Regions from separate parts of the Homo sapiens genome. Here region 1 is linked to region 2. The links are chromatin loops, found by intact Hi-C in ENCODE. Cell type or tissue: upper lobe of right lung. All regions are shown on one strand. Links, peaks and the distances in the headings refer to the core of each region. The heading gives the core; the rest is flanking DNA. Region 1 has its middle 16 kb from the start of TMEM11-DT. Region 2 overlaps DHRS7B (dehydrogenase/reductase 7B).

What was found. Hi-C counts contacts between places; a loop is a spot of excess contacts. Peaks named below come from ENCODE experiments on the same cell type or tissue, not always from the same donor. Only the 100,000 strongest peaks of a DNase experiment are listed, where the experiment ranks them.
Region 1: it touches region 2 in a loop (4-fold over the local background); 25 of 110 quality-filtered maps call a loop at or near these places.

The regions. Positions count from the first base shown.
Region 1 is chr17:21,224,061-21,235,703 of GRCh38, reverse strand. It overlaps the pseudogene RN7SL426P. Among named protein-coding and RNA genes, the nearest start is that of TMEM11-DT, 16 kb to the right of the region's middle. In upper lobe of right lung, for the core only: no CTCF peak of the experiment used is centred there; a DNase peak (open chromatin) is centred at 7,369; H3K27ac peaks cover 655 bases.
Region 2 is chr17:21,159,448-21,171,090 of GRCh38, reverse strand. The region is part of intron 1 of DHRS7B (dehydrogenase/reductase 7B); the gene reads right to left. Among named protein-coding and RNA genes, the nearest start is that of DHRS7B, 38 kb to the right of the region's middle. In upper lobe of right lung, for the core only: a CTCF peak has its summit at 6,715; no DNase peak of the experiment used is centred there; H3K4me3 peaks cover 412 bases; H3K27ac peaks cover 4,220 bases.

The DNA.
Region 1 (11,643 bases), core at 2,500-10,499, 64 kb before region 2:
AGGTGGACTAACCAACATGAGCAAAGACCTAGAGATGAGAGAGTCATGCCATCCTTGAGGAATCGAATGAAGATGAGTGAGGCTGGCAGGGGGAAGGTCAAGGGATGAGACTGGAGAGGTGGGATGGCTGGATGATGGACAGCCCTGAAGTGTGGGAGAGATTGTTAGCAGTTCAATGGGTTTTCACTCATGGGCACACAGCTGCACCTCCTGCCACCCACACAGCAGATGGGGCCTGAGGTCTGCATTCTGCAAGGAGTATGGATATGGGCTCTCTCCAGGCTCTCTCTTTCCCGTTCCACCGCTGAATACCATTGGTTACTAGGCCTTGGGAAGGGTGAATCTACTAACTGTAAAGAACACGGGTTTCCGAATCACTGCATTCAGCTTTTCAGGAGAAAAGCCACGTGCCACTAATGAGCTCTCACTCTGGCTTGTTATGTGAGAAACACATCTCTGTGGTGTTTTAATCATTCTGCATTTTGGGGTCTATTTGTTACAGGAGATAGTGTGCACTAATGAATACCTCAAAATAGAGTGCCGCCATAACTTGAAACCTAAAATATGTACCATTGGCTTAGTGGCCAGGCAGCAGGGAACATGAAAATAGATGTTGCAGAATGGAAAGTGGGAGACTTATGTCATGCAGAGGTGAAATGTTTGTTAGACCTGTAGCCTACAATAGCTTGAAGGGAAGACTGGGAGAAGTAAGCCTGTAGCTCCAGAAGAAGGTGGCTGAGTGAGCTGCAATAAAAATGTATGTTGGGCTGGGTGCGGTGGCTCATGCCTGTAATCCCAACACTTTGGGAGGCCGAGGCAGGCAGATGACGAGGTCAAGAGATCGAGACCATCCTGGCCATCATGGTGAAACCCTGTCTCTAATAAAAATACAAAAATTAGCTGGGCATGGTGGCATATGCCTGTAGTCCCAGCTACTTGGGAGGCTGAGGCAAGAGAATCACTTGAAACCAGGAGGCGGAGGTTGCAGTGAGCCGAGATCGTGCCACTGCACTCCAGCCTGAAGACAGAGCGAGACTCCATCTCAAAAAAAAAAAAAAGTATGTTAGTCATTCCTTTGGTGTACAGTAAGGTATTGTGAGACAGAGACGCACTCAAGCAAGATATAAACAGTGTGGAAATAGAAGAAAGGGAAATATGAAGAGTTTGAGGCCTTGTAGTGTTGGAAAAGTGAACTGTGAATGGATCTCAAATAGCAGGAAATAAAAATAAAAAGGTTTTAAGTAGCAAAGGCTCATTAAAACTCTCAGGTCTACAAAGGCCTTAATCCTGCAGCAAGGATCAAATGAAGTGGGTGGTCTTGCCCCACTAACTGTTGAGATGTTCTCAAGGTCAGTGTCAGTACACAGACAGACAGAGACAGCAGAGACAGAGACATGGGAAATAAGGAAGCAAAGAAATAAAGCTGCTGGAAGATGACAGTAGAAAAGTACCTCGGGTGTGGTCACATGGAACTTATTGGAAGGAAAACTCCCTAAAATCTGGAGGGAATTGTATTGCCAAAGACACCACAAGCCTGTCATTGTAGAACAAGCCTTGGGCCTCCACCCTTGTACAGGCAGGAAAAGAGCTGCAAAAACCATGTGGTCCCCACCTCAGATGTTGCCACGGAGAATACTGGATGAGGAGGGGCCTCCCAGAAAGCAGAGATGGGAAATCCCTCCACGAGTAGGACAGGGAGCTTCACAACACCGCCAGTCAGATTCTGCAATTGTGGTGTGGGGGCTGCTGTGTGTCCCTGTTCCCCCTTCCCTAATGAGAGCTTTAACTGCCCCCAGTCAGTTCAGAGGGAGCAGGAACTGGATTTTACTTGGAGATCACGGGATGGTACTAGCGGAGAGCATGGAATGTTCCAGGAGATGCAGGGCCACAGGCAGAGACAGATGGAGTCTGGGGTCATCCCTCTGGGGGAGGGTGTGATAGAAGAAAGAGCACACTGCTATCTCGTTGCCAGAAAGAAAGACTGTTGTGAGACTCATAGTGAATCATTAAAAATCCATTTTCTGACCTCCCTGGATACACAGACTATTTCATAGTCTCCCCCTGCAGTCAATTGTGAGCAGAGGTGGACTGAGGCTTCTAAGAGTGGGAGGGCTCCTCCCTCACCTCTGCTTCCCTTAAACTGGCTGGATAGAGAAGGGGAAGAAGACAGTTGGAGCCTGGGTCCCTGAATCACCGCGTGGAGGAAAGCTATCCACTGGCAAGAGACACCTACTTCACACCACAGTGAGGAAGAACCAGACTGAACTGCATCTTAACTATGAAGCATTTCTCAGCCCATTTGCTCCAGCAGCTGACAACGCCCTGACAAACACACAGGCCATGGCCAGGGATCTAGACTTGACGCTGAGGCTCCACTAGAAGATTCTAAGCAGAGAAGCAGTATGGTTACATTTATTGTTTTAAAAGAATTATTGTGGCTAGGCCAGGCACAGTGGCTCTCGCCTGTAATGCCAACACTTTGGGAGGCTGAGGTGGGAGGATTACTTGGGCCCAGGAGTTGGAGACCAGCCTGGGTGACACAGTGAACCTCTATCTGGAAAAAAAAAAAAAAAAGAGAAAAGAAAAAATATATAACTGTGGCTGGGATGTGGAAAAAGGATGGGAGGGATGAAGGCTAGAGGTAGGAAGGCAGATTAGAAGGCCGTGGCAGATGCTAGGTGAGAGACGATGACGTCCTGCACTATGATTGGGGCAGTAAGGAGAGAGAAAATGGGTAGGTTTGAGAGCTGACAAGTGGCAGGGTCAGGACTGGAACCTGGGTCTGCCTGGGCAGAAGGGGGTGTATTGAGGTGTGTGTGGTGTATTATATGCGTGGCCCCCAGACTCCATCTCTGCTGTGGCCGAGTCAGGCCAGAGTCCATCACTCCTCACTTGACCTTTTGGCCTGACTGCTGTCTTGCCCCCTGTGGGCTCCATGCAGCAGCCAGAAAGAGCTTTCTAAAACCTCAATCACATCGTGTCTCTCTCCTGCTCAAAAGTCCCCAATGCCCTCTTATTTACTGCATGAAGGATAAAACCCAAGGGCCCCAATGCTGCCTCTGCTTACCTATGTCCCTCCACTTCATCACACTTCAGCTGCACTGACGTTATGTTCATCAACTCTTTCAAGCTCATTCCTGCCTCAGGGCCTTTGCACATGTGTTCCCTCTACCTGAAATGTTCTTCTTCTACATATTCTCCTAGTTTGCTCTTCCTTGTCGTTTAAGTCTGTTTTAGTTAAAGACATGTTTAGCTGCTAGAAAAGCCTAACCCACAGGGCATTTCATTTATCTCATGTATCATGAAGCCTGGAGGATGAAGGTCCAGAGTTTGTGCAGTGGTGCAATGATGTCATCAAAGGCCTAGGCTCTTCTCAACTTCCCTCTGCAGCATCGTTGCTATGTTGTTTTTTGTCCTCATGCTTCTTGCCTCATGGTCACAAAATGGCTGCTATGTCTCCAGGCATCACACCCATATTCCAGACACTGCCTTCCCTGACCTCCCCATCTAATGCTGGCTCCCTAGGCACTCTATCCTATTACCCCATCTTATTCTGATCCCATATCACTACTTGGAAGTTTCCTACTTGTTTCCTTGTTTGCTGACTATCTCCTGTCACTTCAATAAAAGCCCCACTAGGGCAAGGGGTTTGATTTCCATCTTGTTCATTGCCAAATTGCCAGACTGCCAAATTGCCAAAGCAATTTCATTTCCATCTTGTTTACTGCCAAAGCCCAGCCCTGGCACAGTATCAGGCACACAGGAAATGCTCAATAAATATTTGTAGACTGCATGAATAATAAAGTCCCCCAGCTGGCTTGGTGCCAAAGGCAGGACTCAAACCTGGGTCTCCCACCTTATGGTTCTGGGAATTTCCTGGTGTATCCTGATGCCTCCTTGCCACTCTCTGTGAGGAATCCAGGCGGTCCTGAGCAGCAGCCAAACCCTCGGCAGTCTCCAGCCATGTGAACAAAGAGCCTGTGTTTTGAGGCCCAGTGGAGAGAGGGAGAATCCCACCACTAGCGTTTAGGGAGCGCTCCCTGCTCACAGGTGAGCATTTCTTCAGAGGCACGCCGGCTGGCAGGCCTTCCTAGATAGAGCAAAGCCCCAAGTTCAATGGCACCCCTCACCTGCTGGGAAAGAGCCTCCCTCTTCAAGGATCTTCCAGTCACCTGTGTAGGTGAAGTAGGGCTCAGCTCCAGGCCAGCACGCCCCTAACTCCAACAAATGCAGAGCCCAGGCACCGAGATGTAGGGAGGCAGCCAAGTCTATCTGGAATTTTATAATATTTTGGCTTTGGTCTTCATTGTATTTACTTTTGCAGTTACCTGCACATGATACAGGTGTTCCATTTAGGTGGCTGCACAGAGCTTCCTTTTCTAAATAAAATATTTATTTTTTGAGATGGAGTTTCACTCTGTCTCCCAGGCTGGAGGATGGTGGCACAATCACAGCTCACTGCAGCCTCAACCTCCAGGGCTCAAGCAATCCTCCCACCTCAGCCTCCTGAGTAGCTGGGACTACAGGCATGCACCACCATTCCCAGCTAATTTTTTGATATTTTGTAGAGACAGGGTCTTCCTGTGGTGCCTGGGTTAGTCTTGAACTCCTGGGCTCAAGCAATCCACCTGCCTCGGCCTCCCCAAGTGCTGGGATTACAGGCATGAGCCACCACGCCCGGCCAGTTTCCCTTTTAAATAATATGTTTCAGTGTTCAAAGAATGAACCCACTTAAGAAAAATATTGAGTGGATGAAGGGTCCAGCGTGATGGCAGGGCTCATTTCTAAGCAGAGAAAGAAGGCGCAGAAGCAGGGGTGGCTATTCAGGGCCACTGCAAGCGCATGATGTCACTGGGGCCAGAGCCCAGACCACCACTTACTCTTCATCCAGCGCTTGTCAGCCCTAAGATCAGAGATGCCTGGGCCAGTCTTGCGCCAGATGACCCATGCAGCTGACCACCATCATACCATCCATGGCAACGTGTTCCATGTGGACAGGCTGCCTCCCAGAAATGGCCTGTCCTGCTGAGGTCATGTTAGTTTCCAGGGGCAGGGAGGAGGGTGCTGCTGCAACAAGCTTCCATGCCTGCCCCACTGGGTGCCCTGGCGCAAGCATACAAGTGACAAGTGACAGCACTCATAGCCCTGGAAACAGGACCCTTTGCACTTTCCACAGGAGCTCCACCTGCACTGGAGAGTAAGGACAGCCAGGCCCCACAGCTGCACAGCCAGGAGGGAACCAGGCGCTGCTCACAAAATGCCTGCATTTCCGTACGAGCGTTGCTTTTAGAATTTAATGCACAAGGCCCGGCGCGGTGGCTCACGCCTGTAATCTCAGCACTTTGGGAGGCCGAGGCGGGCAGATCACGAGGTCAAGAGATCGAGACCATCCTGGCTAACACGGTGAAACCCCGTCTCTATTAAAAAATACAAAAAATTAGCTGGGCATGGTGGCGGGAGCCTGTAGTCCCAGCTACTCGGGAGGCTGAGGCAGGAGAATGGCGTGAACCCGGGAGGCGGAGCTTGCAGTAAGCCAAGATTGCGCCACTGCACTCCAGCCTGGGCAACAGAGTGAGACTCCGCCTAAAAAAAAAAAAAAAAAAGAAGAAGAGAGATAATCTGGAGTCTTGCCATAACATGATCAACATATTGAGCACCCCCGCCACACTTTTTCCTAAGATGATGATGCTTTTTACTTTTCTTGAGGTTTATGATGGGATCAAATGGAGATGGAAGGAAGGGTCATGACTGGGCCTTGGCCAGGGGTGACCAGTAAGACTGACAGTGCTCCTTTCTTCCTTTCTGCTGGGATTCCCCAGGATGGCATTCTGCTAATCCAAAAAGCAATGTGGTGAGGCTTCCAGATTAACAGTTGACTGAAGATTATATATTAGGGCTTCCTCACTCCAGCCTGGGCGACAGAGCAAGACTCTGTCTCAAAAAAAAAAAAAAAAAGAATTTACTGCACAAATAAGCCTAGCACAAAGCAGGTGCTTATAAGTATTAGCTGAAAGAAAGATTTTTGAATGAAAAAAATGGAGAAAACTACACTTTTTTTTCATTAAAAAATGGTTAGCTGGGTGTCGTGGGGCACACCTGTAGTCCAGTCACTCGGGAGGCTGAGGCGGGAGGATCACTTGAGCCCAGGAGTTCTGGGCTGTAGTGTGCTATGCCAATCAGGTGTTCACACTAAGTTCAGCACCAACATGGTGGCCTCCTGGGAGCAGGGGACCACTAGGTTGACTAAGGAGAGGTGAACCAGCCTCTGCTGGAAACGGAGCAGGTCAAAACTCCCATGCTGATTAGCAGTGAGATCATGCCTGTGAATAGCCACTGAACTCTAACCTGAGCAACACGAGACCCCGTCTCTAAAAAAAAGAGGGGAAAAAAAAGAAAAATGAAAATTAAAAAAAAAAAAGAATAAACGTATCAGATCACACCCTTCCTAAACTCGTTTTGGTCCCTGTAGCCGAAGGATGTCAGAGGGCAGCTCAGTGCTTCTCCCTACAACACACACTACCCTGTCTCAGCTGACCCCAGGATGGGCAGAAACCCAATCTGAGCTTATACCTAGGAGAGCAATTCCACCAGACACCACTGAGAACATTCCAGAACAAATAAGGATAGGAGTTTGCTGGGAGGATACAGTGACCTGACAGGCACTGGCCCACTCTATAGATAGCAGTCGCTGGCTGGGCCTTCCCTGCTCTCTCTGGCCCTGGGCTCCCCTCATAGTCTCTCAGGAAACCCCTACCTGCCATCACCTTCCTTTTCCTTTTCCTTTTTTTTTTTTTTTTGAAACAGAGTCTCAAAAAGTCAGGCTGGAGTGCAGTGGTGCAATCTCAGTTCACTGCAACCTCTGCCTCCCGGGTTCAAGTGATTCCCACGTCTCAGCCTCCGGAGCAGCTGGGATTACAGGCGCCTGTCATCACGCCCGGCTAATTTTTGTATTTCTAGTAGAGTTTCACCATGTTGGCCAGGCTGGTCTCAAACTCCTGACCTCAAGTGATCCGCCCGCCTTGGCCTCCGAAAGTGCTAGGATTACAGGCGTGAGCCACTATAGCCAGCCACCTTCCTCCTTAACTCTTGCCCACCACCCATGCTTGGCACAATCCCCTGTACAGAGGACCAAGCTGGAAGAAACCTTCCATAATTCAACTCCTTTTTAAAGGAGAGAAACCAAGGCCCCAAGGTGGGGTGACAGGTTAGGGGCAGGTGGGACAGAGACCCAGGTGTCCTGAGCCTCAATGCAGGACTCCTGGCCACAATGAATGCACGTGTGCTAGACCTGGGAGGCCTGGAGCAGCAGGAAGGAAGCAGGAAGAGCCAGCCGACTGGCAGGTCAGTACAGAGGCGGCCGCCCTGGCCTCACTGATGCACAGGCCCAAGGCAGCTCCTGAGGGCAATTCCAGGTTGTGCCCAACCCAGGCTGCTGTAGACAGGTTCAAAAATGTGCAATGTCAACACAGCTCTGACTCCTGCCACTCTGAGCTGCCAGGGAAAGTTCCAGAGTGATCTGGCTGGGGAGCCTGTGTCTGGGTGAGGAGAGAGTGGCCCCCAGGCAGGAGCTGACAGAGGTGACAGAGGTGGTGAACTCCCTTCTACTGAACTTTCAGACAATAGAGACACAGGTGTGAGGGCAACAGGGCCCCACTGCTCCCCTCCAGATGGGGGTGCTGAGGTCTGGAAGACTCTTGGGGCCTCTTAGGAAGGCCTCTGTAACCTCCTAATCTCATTCACTCCTAAGCCAGGCACCAAGGGCTCACTACGCTGAAACTCCCTGTTCCAAGTCACCTGCCTGAATGACTCCACAGGATACACCGTCTCTGATGGCACAGGGTCTCTCCTTACTTTTGGACTGATGTTCTCACTCTGTCACTTTGCAGTGCGTTGAATGGTGACCCTCAAAGTGACATGCCCACATCCTAATTCCTAGAACCCGTGAGTGCCACTATATTTGGAAAAATATCTGTCAATGTACTTAGGTTAAGGATCTTTCATTACGATGATGATTATTTTGAGACAGGATATCGCTCTGTCGCCCAGGCTGGAGTGCAGTGGTGTAATCTCAGCTCACTGCAGCCTCGACCTCCTGGGCTCAAGAGATCCTCCCACCTCAGCCTCGCAAAGTGCTGGGATTACAGGCGTGAGCCTCCACACCCAGTGAGATTAAGGATCTTGAGATGAGGAGATCATCCTGGATTATCTGGGTGGGCCCTAAACCCAACCAAGTGTCTTTATACGAGGGAGGCGGAGGGAGAGTTGAGACCAAGAAGGCTGACGTGCAACCATGAGGCAGAGGCTGGCGTGACAAGGCCACGAGTCCAGGCAGGCCACAGCCACCAGAAGTGGGAGAGGGAGGGAGCATCTCTCCAGAGCCTCTCAGGGAACACGGCCCTCCCAGCACCCTGATTTCATTCTTCTGAACAAATGCTTGCTGTTTGAAGCCACCCCATTTCTGGTCATTTGCTACAGTGGCCACAGGAAGCTAAGACCTGTCGCCCCCCCAATCCGTGGAAGCAAATCCCAAATTATTCCCATGCCCCCTGCTGTTCTCCCTCGCTGGCATCTTTCTTGCCTCTCTTCCCGCATACCATCCTCCTTCTTCTGACTCCGCCTTCCCAGGCTATGTAAGTCCAGGAGGCCTGGGGACCTGTGTCCCCTCATCTCCACCAATTCCTATCTTCTCAGGCATTTTCTTTTTTCTTTTTTTTTTGAGACGGAATCTTGCTTTGTCACCCAGGCTGGAGTGCAGTGGCATGATCTTGGGTCACTGCAACCTCAGTCTCCTGAGTTCAAGCGATTCTTCTGCTTCAGCCTCCCGAGTAGCTGGGACTACAGGCATGCGCCACCACGCCTGGCTATTTTTTGTATTTTTAGTAGAGACAGAGTTTCACCATATTGGCCACACTGGTCTTGAACTCCTGACCTCGTGATCTGCCCGCCTCGGGCTCCCAAAGTGCTGGGATTACAGGTGTGAGCCACCACACCTGACCTTTTCTCAGGCATTCTCTCCCAACTCCAACCCCAAACCACAAGATGAGATGCAGCCTCAAAAGGCAGCTTCTTTCTCCATCCGGAAGAGCAGAGACGCCTTGGGCCCTAGCAGGGAGGCGAGGGCTGGTGGGACAGGCATTTGGTCCTGGCTCCGCTGCAAGCTTACACTGGGGCCCCAGGGTCATCTTAGGACCTCCCTAGGCTTCGCTGGGTTTCCTCTGTGGAAATGGGAAAAGTCACACCAGATCCCCCCGAGGCCCCTCCGAGCTGCAGCGTTCTCTCTAAAGAATTGGAGAGAAGTTTCTAGGAGTCCCTGGGTTTCAGGATCTGTGAGATACTCTCCAAGTGCAAAACCCCACAGAGAATTTGGAAGAGTCAGTATGAAGAAAAATAATGTTGGCTGGGCGCAGTGGCTCACTCCTGTAATCCCGGCACTTTGGGAGGCCGAGGTGGGCAGATCACGAGGTCAGGAAATCGAGACCATCCTGGCCAACATGGTGAAACCCCGTCTCTACTAAAATACAAAAAATTAGCCAGCCGTGGTGGTGCGTGCCTGTAGTCCCAGCTGCTCAGGAGGCTAAGGCAGAGGAATCGCTTGAAACTGGAAGGCGGAGGTTGCAGTGAGCCGAGATTGCACCACTGCACTCCAGCCTGGGCGACAGAGCAAGAGTCTGTCTCAAAAAGGGGGAAGAAAAGGGGAGGGAAGAGGGAGGGGAGGAGGAAGGGAGGGGAGGGGAGACAAGGGATGTTGGCTGGGTGTGGTGGCTCACGCCTTTAATCCCAGCACTTTGGGAGGCCAAGGCAGGTGGATTACCTGAGGTCAGGAGTTCAACACCAGCCTGACCAATATGGTGAAACCCTGCCTCTACTAAAATTACAAAAATTAGCCAGGTGTGGTGGCTTGTGCCTGTAGTCCCAGCTATTCGGGAGGCTGAGCCAGGAGAATCACTTGAACCTGGGAGGCGGAGGTTGCAGTGAGCCAAGATCACACTACTGCATTCTAGCTTGGGCGAGAGAGAAAGACTCCGTCTCAAAAAAATAAAAAAAAAGAAAGAAAGAAAAAGAATGTTAAAATATCTCAAATTCCTTTTTAAATTATTATCATACTTTAAGTTCTAGGGTACATGTGCACAATGTGCAAGTTTGTTACATAGGAATACATGTGCCATGTTGGTGTGCTGCACCCATCAACTCATCATTTACATTAGGTATTTCTCCTAATGATATCCCTCCCACTGCCCCCGACTCCCACCGGCCCCGGTGTGTCATGTTCCCCGCCCTGTGTCCATGTGTCCTCATTGTTCAACTCCCACCTATGTCTCACTCATAAATTCTAATTGACATGATGAAATGATACTTTTTGGATATATACTGGGTTAAGTAAAATATATTATTAAAATTAACTTCAGGCCAGGCGTAGTGGTTTATGCCTGTAATCCCAGCATTTTGGGAGGCCGAGGCAGGTGGATCACTTTAGGTCAGGAGTTCGAGACAGGCCTGGCCAACATGGCAAAACCACATCTCTACTAAAAATACAAAAATTAGCCAGGCTTGGTGGCACATGCCTGTAATCCCAGCTGCTTGCAAGGCTGAGGCCAAAGAATCGCTTGAACCCAGGAGGCGGAGGTTGCAGTGAGCTGAGATTGCGCCACTGCATTCCAGCCTGGGCGACAGAGCAAGACTCTGTCTCAAAGAGAAAACATAATTTCACCTCCTTTTACTTTTTAAGTGTTGCTACTGGAAAATTGTGTTTGTTCTGGAGACAGTCTCACTCTGTCGCCCAGGCTGGAGTGCAGTGGCGTGATTTTGGCTCACTGCAACCTCCGCCTCCCTGGTTCAAGCGATTTTCCTGCCTCAGCCTCCCGAGTAACTGGGACTACAGGCACACGCTGCCACTCCTGGCTAATTTTTTGTATTTTAGTAGACACGGGGTTTCACCGTGTTGCCCAGGTTGGTCTTGAACTCCTGACCTAAAGTGATCCACCCACCTTGGCCTCCCAAAGTGCTGGGATTACAGGCATGAGCCACCATGCCCAGCCGCTGCTGGAAAATTTTAAAGGACCTTTGTGAGCAGCACAGTATCTATCCTGTGGCTCTCTGCGGTGGTCTCCCTCATCTCTGTCCCACTCATGCCAGGGCCCCTGGCATGTGCTCTATGGAAATGATGTGTGGATGCTGCCCAGATATCTCCAGGACCTGCTATTTGTTGGTCTGGGCTGGGGAGGTAGACCAGCAAGGGGCCAGAGAGTTCGGTTTAAGTGTACCCAGGTGAGCCCGGGGGTTTCCATGGCTGGGACAGATTTTGCTCTCATGGTCACCTTTTTCTTTAAATTTAGGTGAAATTCACACAATGTACAATTAATCATTTCAGAGTACAATTCAGTTGCATTTGGTGCATCCACAATGTGGCACAGCCATCGCCTCTATCTACTTCCAAAACATTCTCATCTCCCAAAAGAAACCTCATTCCCCCGAGAAGCCATCCCCATTTTCCCTCCTGCCCCCAGCCCCTGGCAGTAACACATCTGGTTTCTGTCTCTGTGGATGTGCCTGTTCTGGACATTTCCACATTGTTGTAACCATACAATATTTTATTTTGTGTCTGGCTTCTTTCACCCGGAACAATGTTCTCAAGGTGCCTCCGCA
Region 2 (11,643 bases), core at 2,348-10,347:
TTGACGAGCGAGCCAGAGTCTATGAGACAAAAGGCCCCCCCCGAGTCCACCTCCAGGGCTGTGGTTTACGAGCACAGAATCCTTCTCAGGAAGGAAGAGGCTGGAATCCAAGAAGAGAGTTCTGGCAAACCAGACTGTAGCTCTAAATTATTCATAAGCTTGGAGCAATAATGTAAAACCCTCAGCCACCTACTTAATATCCCATCTCAAGCCCACATATAAAAAAAAAATTCTGCTTCCTTTCGTAAGAGGACATCAACTCTGGATGCCAGAGTGAAGCCAGGAACACTGTGGACTCCCAACACACATCCATCTATGCACCAAGTCGCTTTGATCCTGAAGTTCATGTTCAGGGTGGCTGTCCTGATCTATGCTAAATTGCCCCCTACAAGAGGATTCTACTGCAACGGAACTGTCAACTGAACTAGATTAGCATTTACTTTTTCACCTGCTTTTCCAGATACACCTGAATTCTTAACCACCATAAAAAACAGCCACATTCTTGGACTGTAAAAATGACAGTTTCCCATCAACTGCCACTTAATCCACCTCTGAAAACACCTCAGCTACTATCTGCTGCATGGATAAAGCTCCCTCTTGCCCTACACTATGCCAAGCCTCCATTGTATGAACTGGGGATTAAGGTGGTATCTAAAGCACCAAGCTTTTCACCAGGCACTACTGGTACCATCCCTGCCCCAAGAGGAAGTTCTGACCAGGTGTTCTTGCCTGCAGGCTATGCTGGGTCCCAAGGACCCTTTGTGTGGAATCTGAGAAGTGCTCAGGAAAGCTGTAGAGTAGGCACCGAGGCCTGTGCCACTCCAGGGTTCTGTGGGTGCTGCCTGGAGTCCTGCACGGGACCAAGATCCTGAAAACAGGGAATGTGGGAGGGTTTCCTAGGGGAAGGAGGGATAAACAGTGGGAGGCAGGAATGGTTGCCATTTTGTTGATATAGCTTTACCAGAAAATTACAGCAATTGACAAAAGGCAAGAGAAGGCTCCAGGCAAGGATAGCTTAAAACTTGCATGTAATAAGCTGGTTGAGGGGTGGGGGCTTGGGAAGAGTTCAACCCGGCTGGATGGCTATTTGGTAAAAGCTTTTTTCTCACTGCAATCCCAGGTCTTTGTACCAGGTAGGTCTCAGGGTAGGACCACCCTGCCTTGTCCAGAATGGCCCAGGGCCCAGCCACTGCCCAGGATGAGCTTGAGGTATGAAAGGGGTGGGGGCCTCAGCTCAGGGAAGGATAGTAGGGCTCAGCCTCTGGGGCCGGGACCCAGAGCCCCACTAGGCGTGTTGGGTGGAAACCCCTCCGAACACTCCTCCGTGGGCCCCTGGAGGCCAGTGCCTGTGAAGTCCACCCAATTTCAAATTGACAACCTGGGGCTGAGGCACAGTGCCACCGAGGTCATGGGGGTCAAGAGCCAAGTATGCAGCCTGTCGCTTCTCAAAACTCAGAGACCACTTGAAAAACACTAACTGCAGCACAACAGCGGCAGTGCAGGGGTCATGAGGATGAACCCTCAAGCCAGCCTGGCTTGGGTGACACCCTGGCCCAGTCACTTGGCAGCCTGGCAAAGGGGCCTCACTGCCCTGGGCCTCAGTGTCCTCGCCTCTGAGCTGAAGTTGTGAGAGGACCTCCCTCCTGGGTTTGTTATGAGGTTGGATGAATTCATCTGTACACAGAGGGAACACAGCTGCCACCAGCATCATAATGACCACCATTAACTCAAAGTTCCTGGATCAGGACCTCACCTCCCAGCAATCCGACTCCCAAGACTGTCTGAAGGGACCCCTGGCTTGTGAAGTGTGGTTCTTTCCAAATAAAGGAAGCTCATTAAATGTATTAAGTGTCCAATGTTGTTTAACTTCTATATTTTCATAAACCTTTCAGTTTAATCAAATTAACAAATAGGAAAAAACTCCACAACATTGGCAGAAGTCAGGCTCTCATGTCCCAAGTTTTGTGTTAGAAAATGTGGTTATCAAGGCCAGCAAAGCAGGAGAGAGCAGACAGGTACTAAAATGTCCCTCAACCCCGTCTTCACACCCAGGGAGGAGCAGGATGAAAATAAACCAGCCCAGCAAGGCTCCCCAGTGGAAGATGATTAAAGTTCCCAACAAATTGCACTTTCATGCAACCTAATTAAAACTCAAGCCAGCAATCCATGACATGAAGAAAAGAGCGAAAACTACACACCGTCTTGTACACTTCTGGGATTCCTTGAGCACCTGACACAACATCACAGGCCAGCCTTGGTCTCCTGGCCCTGGAGACCACTTTGCCTGAGGCAAACATGGCGCCGGGTGAATGGGATCCATCCTTGGCCCGGGCCGCTGTCTGTGGGGAGAGCGCATGTCTGCATTCAGTCTGGTAAAGTGCTATCGAATCAGAATGCAAAGCAAATTAAAAGCCAGTGCCAAGGCCAAACGCAGTGCCTCGCGCCTGTAATTCCAGCACTTTGGGAGGCTGAGGTAGGGGGATCGCTTCAGCCTGGGAATTCAAGACCAGCCCGGGCAACATGGTGAAATCCCGTCTCTACAAAAAACACATAAACTAACCAGGTATGGTAGTGCACGTCTGTAGTCCCAGCTTCTTGGGAGGCTGAGGTGGGAGGATTGCTTGAGCCTAGGAAGTTGAGGCTACAGTGAGCCAAGATTGCACCACTGCACTCCAGCCTGGGTGACAAAGTGAGGCCCTGTCTCAAAAGCAAACAAAAAACAAAATCCAGTGCCAACTCTCCCCTGCTAACAAAGAATGACCATGGTGGGAAAAGACACCCCAGAGTGAGCCATTTATCTGAGAATCAGGTTCAATTCCAGCATAACTTTCCTGACTAGATGAAGTTGTTCATATTGATAATCCCGACTCTTTCCAGAGTTTTTCAAACTCTGAAAGCCCTCCTAATAGTTCTTCCACTATGCAGGGCATGTGGCCACACTGCTGGGCCTTCTTGGGTTCTTAGAGACAGCTGTGCCAACACTTTCCTAGCTTGTCTTTGGAAGTCAGGATGACCATGAGAGCTAGCCATGGAAAGCCCCACCACCTTGCTGTGGTGTCCAGGGCTTTCTACCAGCTAAAAGGACAGCTTCACAGTGGAAGAAAGGAACAGTGTTCTAGCTGGCCACATTTCCAGATTAGGAAATAAATCTACATAAAGCAAGGTCAAAGGGAGGCCTGTTTTCTTTGAAAATGGCATACAAGAAGGATTTATATATATGTATAAACTTTAATATATTTATCAATCATGCATTTTATACCAAAATCCTTATTAACTGCTAGTTTCAGATATATAGCCAGATCATGGACTGAGAAGGCAAGATTGATGGTATAAAAAGGGACTGGGAAAAAATATCTGGCTCACGATTTTCAGCATTTGGAGATCAGCTTGTAGAAAGAAGGGACAGAGTCTGTCTAGCACCACTGTGAGCCATGGCAGAAAGCAGGACAGAGACATGGGGAGAGAGAGTGAAGCCAGAAAAAGAAGGTGAGAGCCCCTCAAATAGAAACCATAGTGCACACGGCATCTGGAAGCAGAGGGCACCACCTACACATGGAATGTGTGCAGTCATAGTCACACTCTTAGTCCTTGGGCAAGAGACCTGAAACACAGTCTCACACTGATGAGACTCACGAACTGGCGTGAGGAAGGGAGAGAGCTCAGGGGCTCACATATTAATACTGTCTGCTTATATTTTCATCCCTTGCCAGATCCATGAGCTCTAGACCCAGGTTAAAAGAGTGCAAAGGTAGCAAAGTCCCGCTAAGGGTGAGGGTTCCTTGGGCCCGGGCAGCCAGAGTTCGGGGCTTCTCTCTGTGATTCTGCTGCTCCTTTACTTTCTGCTGAACCCACCACTGTGTAACTCCCTCACATCCATTTGTGCAGCTCATCCACCCTTTAAAGGGCTTCTGGAACCTCAAATTAGACATGAGACTATCACCAAGAAATCAACTCTGAGCACAAATGTCACCCTTTATGTCATCCATTCCATTCCTTCTACTTTGGCCAAAATTCTCCCTTGCATTTCACAGACGGAATCCGTTCCTAAGATTCCTTTCTCTCGAGCATTTTTTTTTTTAAAGAACTGTTAACAAAAATAGGTTGTTGGAAGCTACTCAGAAACCACATACAGAAATTAAACTACTAACAGCCACATCTGAGAATCAAAGGAGGGGATCTCAAAACCCACCAAAGTTTTTTTTAAAAAGAACAATTTCAGGTCTGTAAGAAGGATTAGCCATGAAATAATTTGCCATGTTACACACAAGAAAATCAGGCTAAAGGGCAGAGAGGAGTTCCAACTGGAAGGAAAGACACTGAAATCACACGGCAAGGAGTGGCTTAGTATTGCTAAAGCAGTTAGGATCCTGCTCCCACAAACCTACACGTACTCTTTTATTTTATAACCAATGGCCAGTTCTAATCAGCTGCTCTATTTAAGGTGACATAAACTATGGGTCATGCTTATGACCCATATCTTGAAATATATCTGAAAGCTTCTGTCATTTTCAGAAAGTAAAGGCAGGGTCAAACTGCCTTTTTTTTTTTTTGGTCTCAAATGTCTGAGAAGCCACATTAAGGCCGCCTTCGACTGGAAAAAAAAAAGAACAATATCCTACCTCAGATGGCAGCTACCTTGCCAGTGGCGGTTCCTGGCGCCAGTGTCTTCTCTGGTCTTTTGACCTGGGCCAGAGGACACCTTCAGGTCAGCAAGCCCTCCCTGGAATGCCTGAACAAGCCACGGCAGAGTGGCCTGTGGGGTGTATTTTCAGAAGCCAGCCTTCAGCTCCCTGGTTTAAAAGAGTACAGGCTGGCTTTAGTAAAAATAAAACCTGAAGGAAGGCTGGAGATTTCAGACCAGGCTCCTGAGTGTTCAATCCTGGGAAGAGCAGCCACATTGAAGTGAGCTCTGCTCTCCAGTAAGATGCCAAGCACATGCTTCCCGGCAATCCTGTGAGGGGGGGCGGAGAAAGGTGCCAAAGCCCAGCCCCGGGCCCTGTAATATGATGGCACAGGAGTGCGGTGACAATGAACAGGAGGCAGAGCCCGCGCCAAGTCTGTCTGTTCATTATGGCCTAAAGCCCTCCTTATCAATTATAGCACTTACTATGGCTACCTAGGAACTTGGACACACACAATTTTGGTTTTTAATGTGGTTTTTTTTTTTTTTTTTTGGAGACGGAGTCTTGCTCTGTTGCCCAGGCTGGAGAGCAGTGCCGCGATCTTTGCTCACTGCAACCTCCACCTCCTGGGTTCAAGTAATTCTTCTGCCTCAGCCTCCCGCGTAGCTGCGACTACAGGCGCACGCCACCACACCTGGCTAATTTTTGTATTTTTAGTAGAGACGGGGTTTCACCATACTGGCCAGGCTGGTCTCGAACTCCTGACCTTGTGATCTGCCCACCTCAGCCTCCCAAAATGCTGAGCCACCACGTCCGGCCTTAATATGCTTCTTAAAGTGAATTTAGATCAGGCGCAGTTGACTCACACCTGTAATCTCACCATTTTGGGAGGCCAGGATGGGTGGACTGCTTGAGCTCACAAGTTTGGGACCAGCCTGGGCAACAGCGAAACCCCATCTTTACCAAAAATTAAAAATTAGCCAGGCATGGTGGCACGCGCCTGTAGTCCCAGCTACTTGGGAGGCTGAAGTGGGAGGACAGCTTGAACACAGGAGGTGGAGATGGTGCCATTGCACTCCAGCCTGGGTGACAGAGTGAGACCCTGTCCCAAAAAAAAGAAAAAAAAAGTGAATATAGTGTTACCAGAAGACACTGGAATAATGTCACTCTCTTTCCTAGAAAACACACCAGAGCCCCAGGCCCCCCGCACCCACCCCTGACAGAAACTGGACAAGGCACTGACTGTGGTGGTGAAGAAGAGAAAACACCAAGCCAGCATGGGGGAGGGGGACAAGACCACCATGCTGCATACTTGCTGTGCAACACAGGCAGATTCATTCACTACTTGAAACTAAGCACACTCACCTCAGAATGGGGATGATCGCTCCAATAGGAAAATGCATAGGAAAGCACTTTGTAAATATGAAAATCTTGAACAACTGTGCTGTTGAATCATAAACTGACTGAAAAAAGGCAATTCCCAGAGAGGATTTCAGAAACGTTCCAAGCAATAGCAGCCAAGCTGGCAGCTTTAAGGGCTCGTCATGTTTGAGTATGTTTGGTAGAAAGACCAACCGTATTCCTTCACACCCACACCAGGGATCACCTCAGATCCTGGATGTCGTGCACTCATCCACTCAACTACACTTCTCAAGTGCCCTCTGGTACCAGGCACTGGGCTAGGGCTGGGGTGGAGGGCAATGAACGAAGGAGAAAAGCTGTCTGACCTCATGGAGGCAGCCCCTATGGAAGACTGACAATATACAAAGAAACACAAAAATTAAATAATTGTGATAATGAAAGAAACAATCAGTGTGAAACAACACAGAGTAGTGGGCTGTCCAAAGTACAAGCCTTGCCTGAAGACTTCATTCAAAGTCAAAACAATTCAAACTGCTGTGCTGGCCGAACACCGCACCTGGCCGAGGCCACTGCTGGTTTGTGACTCCTAAATCAGATTATTGTCTTTAAAAATTACATATAACAACAGCAACAAGACAGACAAGATGCCAACATAAATATGAGGTCAGAAATCTAGGAGTTCAGGAATCTAGTTTAAAAGGAGATGCTACAGCGTCAACTAGAGTATCTAAGAGGAACTATCTACAGGCATCAGTTTCAGAAACTTAATTAAGCAAGGCTGGCCCAGTGGCTCATGCCTGTAATCCCCAGCTACTCAGGAGGCTGAGGCGGGAGGACTGCTTGAGCCCAGGAGTTTGAGACCAGCCTGGGCAACAGAGTGAGACCCCGTCTGTATAAAAAAAGTGAAAAAAGTAGCCAGGTGTGGTGGCATGCACCTGTGGTCCCAGCTACTCAGGAGGCTGAGGTGGGAGGATTGCCTGAGCCCAGGAGTTTGAGGTTATAGTGAGCTATGATGATGCCACTGCACTCCAGCCTAGGAGACAGAATGACACCCTGTCTCAAAAAAAAAAAAAAAAGCACAACAATTGACAATATCTGCACTCAAGATTGAGCAGCATAGCCAGGTGCTGTGGCTCATGCCTGTAATTTCAGCCCTTTAGGAGGCCAAGACAGGAGGATCACTTGAGCTCAGGAGCTTGAGACTGGCCTGGGCAACATGGTAAAACCCCGTCTCTACCAAAAATACAAAAATTAGCAGGGCATACTGGCACATGTCTGTGGTCCTAGCTACTTGGGAGGCTGAAGTGGGAGGATCACTTGAGACCCAGAAGTAGAGGCTGCAGTGAGCTGTGATCACACCCTAAGGATGTGGAGCTTGGATATCAGTGAATCAACAAGACCCAGCCCCTGATGCCACTGTGTGTGTGGACTAAGCCAGTGAGGAGAACAATCAGTAACAAACATTTAATTACCATGTGGCAAGGGCTACAAGGAGGCCACCTGATGCAATTTTAAGCACCTAGGTAATCTGGTCATTTATATTGCTTTTCCATCCACTAAAATGCCTTATAACATTTCATGGGATTTTCTTCACGGCGGCATTGAAGTGGGGACAGAAGAGACCTCATTACTAACACTTCACTGCAAGCAGACTCTGGGAGATTTGTAGCTGAATAGAAACACAACAAAAGCAGTTTTACTTTCTGATATGCTTTTTAAAGGGAACTCAATTCACTGAAATAGAGTGGTCAGCACAAAGACTCAAGAAGTAAAATACACAGAACTGAAAAAAACTCCAGAAGTAAATGTCCCCCTAGTGTCCTGACAATGTACCAAAGCCGTTTCTAATTTAACTTGATTATTTAGATTATACCTGTGTTTTTTGTTTTTTGGTTTTTTTTGGTTTTTTTTTTGAGACAGTCTTGCTCTGTCACCCAGGCTGTAGTGCAGTGGCGCGATCTCGGTTCACTGCAACCTCTGCCTCCCGGGTTCAAGCGATTCTCCTGCCTCAGCCTTCTGAGTAGCTGGGATTACAAGTGCCCGCCACCACAACCAGCTAATTTTTGTGTTTTTAGTAGAGACGGGGTTTCTCCATGCTGGCCAGGCTGGTCTCGAAGTCCTCACCTCAGATGATCCACCCACCTCAGCCTCCCAAAGTGCTGAGATTACAGGCGTGAGCCACTGTGCCCGGCCTAAACCTGTATTTTAAATGGTACCAAGCATGTTCAAGAAATATTAAATAATAATTTTAAGAGCCTTCATTATAGAAAACACTCTCAATGCTAAATACTTTTTGATAAGTAGAAAGCAGAAGAAAAATTGGGTCTCTAGAAGTTCGTTCTTGCCTGCTGTCCTCTTTGATAACTCCTATCCAATCTTCAAGTCCTGCTTGGGCACCATCTCCCTGAAACCTTTCAAGCCACCCAGCAACCCTGCCCTCCATATCTGGACAGGGTTAATCACTTCCTTTTCAGTGTAGCCTCCATAGCATCTCACAAAACATCACAATGATTTCCCTTCACTGCCACGTGCCTCCCAAGACAGCAGTTCTCTGAGGGTCTGGCCTTTTATTCTGACTCCCACACCATCTATGTGGTGAGAACTTCATAAATGTTTGTTGAATAAGATTGTATCATGGAAATAATCTAATCCAATACCATCAGATTACAGAAAAAAACAGAGCCCAGATGTGTTGTTTTATTTGCCTACACTCAGTATTAAACAGAATCCTGAAGAACAAATGTTCTCACAGTCCATTTTAACTATTTGCCAGTTGCCATAAGAAAAGCAAACATTCCTGCAGCTTTATCTCAGCAAAATATCACTAAAACGAATTACGGCAAACAAATCACATCCCAGAGCAAAAGTATGTCATTCGCTAGGGATTAAACATTAAATGTTGCTTAATTTCATGTAGTCTCATGGTTGAAATCATAATACTTTGAATTCTAACAAATTCCTGTCTTGGTTTCCTCACAAAGTTAGATAAATCATCATGTCTCTGTTGGCTCCCTTTCTCTCAGACAAATGTGCCTTACTGTAATTTATCTAGGATGATGGCTCACCCTGAATTCCAAGTTATTTTTAGAGCTGTGTGAAAAACATTTTTGTGAAATTTAACTAGAAAATGCTCTTTATTCTAAGGGAGGTTTTGAAAGTTTATATAACAACTCTCCTGAAAACGTTTAGTACACTGACTTTTAATGCCAGCAAACACAGAGGAGGAAGGGCACATGTGGGAAGAACTGACTGGGAAGCAAAGTGTCATGAGCTGAGAAGGCTGTGCCACTCCCAACATCTATGATTTCATTTAAAAATAGCCTAGCAGGTGCCCTATCACTTTCTTTTACCAAGCGTCCTAGCAAATATTTCCTGAGGACACGGCTGTGTCTCTTTCGGACAGTCATACAGTAAGTAATCAATCTATTTCACCCACTGTTAGATTTCCCACTTTTCTTCACAGATACATGTCTTCTCTTCTTATTTCTCTCACAAGGCCCTCTTCCTGGGGATTCAAGATAATGTCTGGAGTCATTTCCTTTTAGCCTAAAGGACTTCCTTTAATACAGCATTTCTTGAAGGACAAATCTACAATCTACCAATTATCTCAGTCTTTGTTTATATGGGAATGTCTTTATCTTACCTTCAATTTTGAAGGATAGTTTTAGATACAGAATTTCATGTATATTCTTTGAACATACTGTTCTACTGCCTCATAGCTGCCATTTTTTTATTAATAAAATTTCTAAGACAAACTTTAGGTACACAGGAAAACTGAGCGGAAAGTAGAGTTCCCATACACCCCTGTGTCCACACAAGTACAGCCTCCCCCATTATCCACATCCCTCACCGGTGTTACACTGTTAAAACCCATGCGCCTATGCTGTCACATCATTGTTACCCAGAGGGCAAAGTTTACATTAGTGCCCACTCTCAGTGCTATGCATTCTCTTGGTTTGGACAAATGTATACTGACATATATCTATCATTGTAGTTTCATACAGAATAGTTTCACTGCCCTAAAAATCCTCTGTGCTCCACCTATTCATCTCTCCCTCCTCCCCAACCCATGAACCTTTAACTATCTCCACAGTTTTGCCTTTTCCAGAATGTCATATACTTGGAAACATATGGTACATAGCCTTTCCGGATTGACTACTTTCACTTAGTAATATACATTTCAGTTTCCTCCATGTCTTTTCATAGCTTCATAGCTCATTTTTTTTTAGTACTGAATAATATTCAGTTGTCTGGATGTACCAGAGTTTATACATTCAAAGACATCTTGGTGGCTTCGAAGTTTCGGCAATTATGAATAAAGCTGCTATAAACATCTGTGTGCAGGTTTTTGAGTAGATATAGGTTTTCAGTTTATCTGGGTAAATATCAAGGAGTGTGATTACTGTGGTGTATGTTAAGAGTACATTTCATTTTGTAAGAAACTACCAACTGTCTTCCAAAGTGGGTATAGCATTTTGCATTCCCACTAGGAATGAATAAGAGTTTCTATTGCTCCACTTCCTTGCTAGCATTTGGTGATGTCAATGTTCTGGATTTTGGCCATCCTATTTAGTGGTGGTATCTCACTGTCATTTTAATTTGCATTTCCCTTATGAAATATGATGCAGAGCATCTTTTCATATGCTTATTTGCCACTTGTATATTTTCTTCACTCAGGTCTCTTCAGATCTTTTGTCCATTTTTTTTTGTTGTGTTGTTCATTTTTAATTTTTTAAATTTTTTTATTTTTGAGACAGAGTCTAACTTTGTCACCCAGGCTAGAGTGCACTGGCATGATCTTGGATCACTGCAACCTCCGCCTCCTGGGTTCAAGCGATTCTCCTGCCTCAGCCTTCCGAGTAGCTGGGATTACAGGCCCACACCACCATGCCCGGCTAATTTTTGTATATTTTTTAGTAGAGACGGGGTTTCACCATGTTGGCCCAGCTGGTCTCGAACTCATGACATTGTGATCTACCCACCTCGGCCTCCCAAAATGCTGGGAATACAGGCGTGAGCCACCACGCCAGGCCTAATTTTTGTATTTTTAGTAGAGACAGGGTTTCACCATGTTGGCCAGGCTGGTCTTGAACTCCTGACCTCAAATGATCCACCACGTCAGCCTCCCAAAGTGCTGAGATTACAGGCATGAACTACCATGCCTGGCCCTATTTTTCATTGATGAGTTTTAACAGTTCTTTGTATAATTTAGACAATAGTCCTTTTTTTTTTTTTTTTTTTTTTGAGACAGGGTCTTGCTTTGTGACCCAGGCTGGAATGCAGTGGCTCACTGCCACCTCAACTTCCTGGTCTCAAGGGATTCTCCTGCCTCAGCTTCCCAAGTAGCTAGGACTATAGGCACACACCACTGTGACTAGCTAACTTTAAAAAAATTTTTGCAGAGACAGGGTCTTGCCATCTTGCCCAGGCTGGTCTCAAACTCCTGAGCTCAGTGATCCTCTCATCTTGGCCTCCCAAAGTGCTGGGATTATAGACATCAGCCACCATTCCAACTGATAACAGTCCTTTAAAATGTGTCTTTCGAAAATATTGGCCGGGTGCGGTGGCTCACGCCTGTAATCCCAACATTTTGGGAGGCCAAGGCAGCAGGATCATGAGGTCAGGAGCTTGAGACCATCCTGACCAACACAGTGAAACC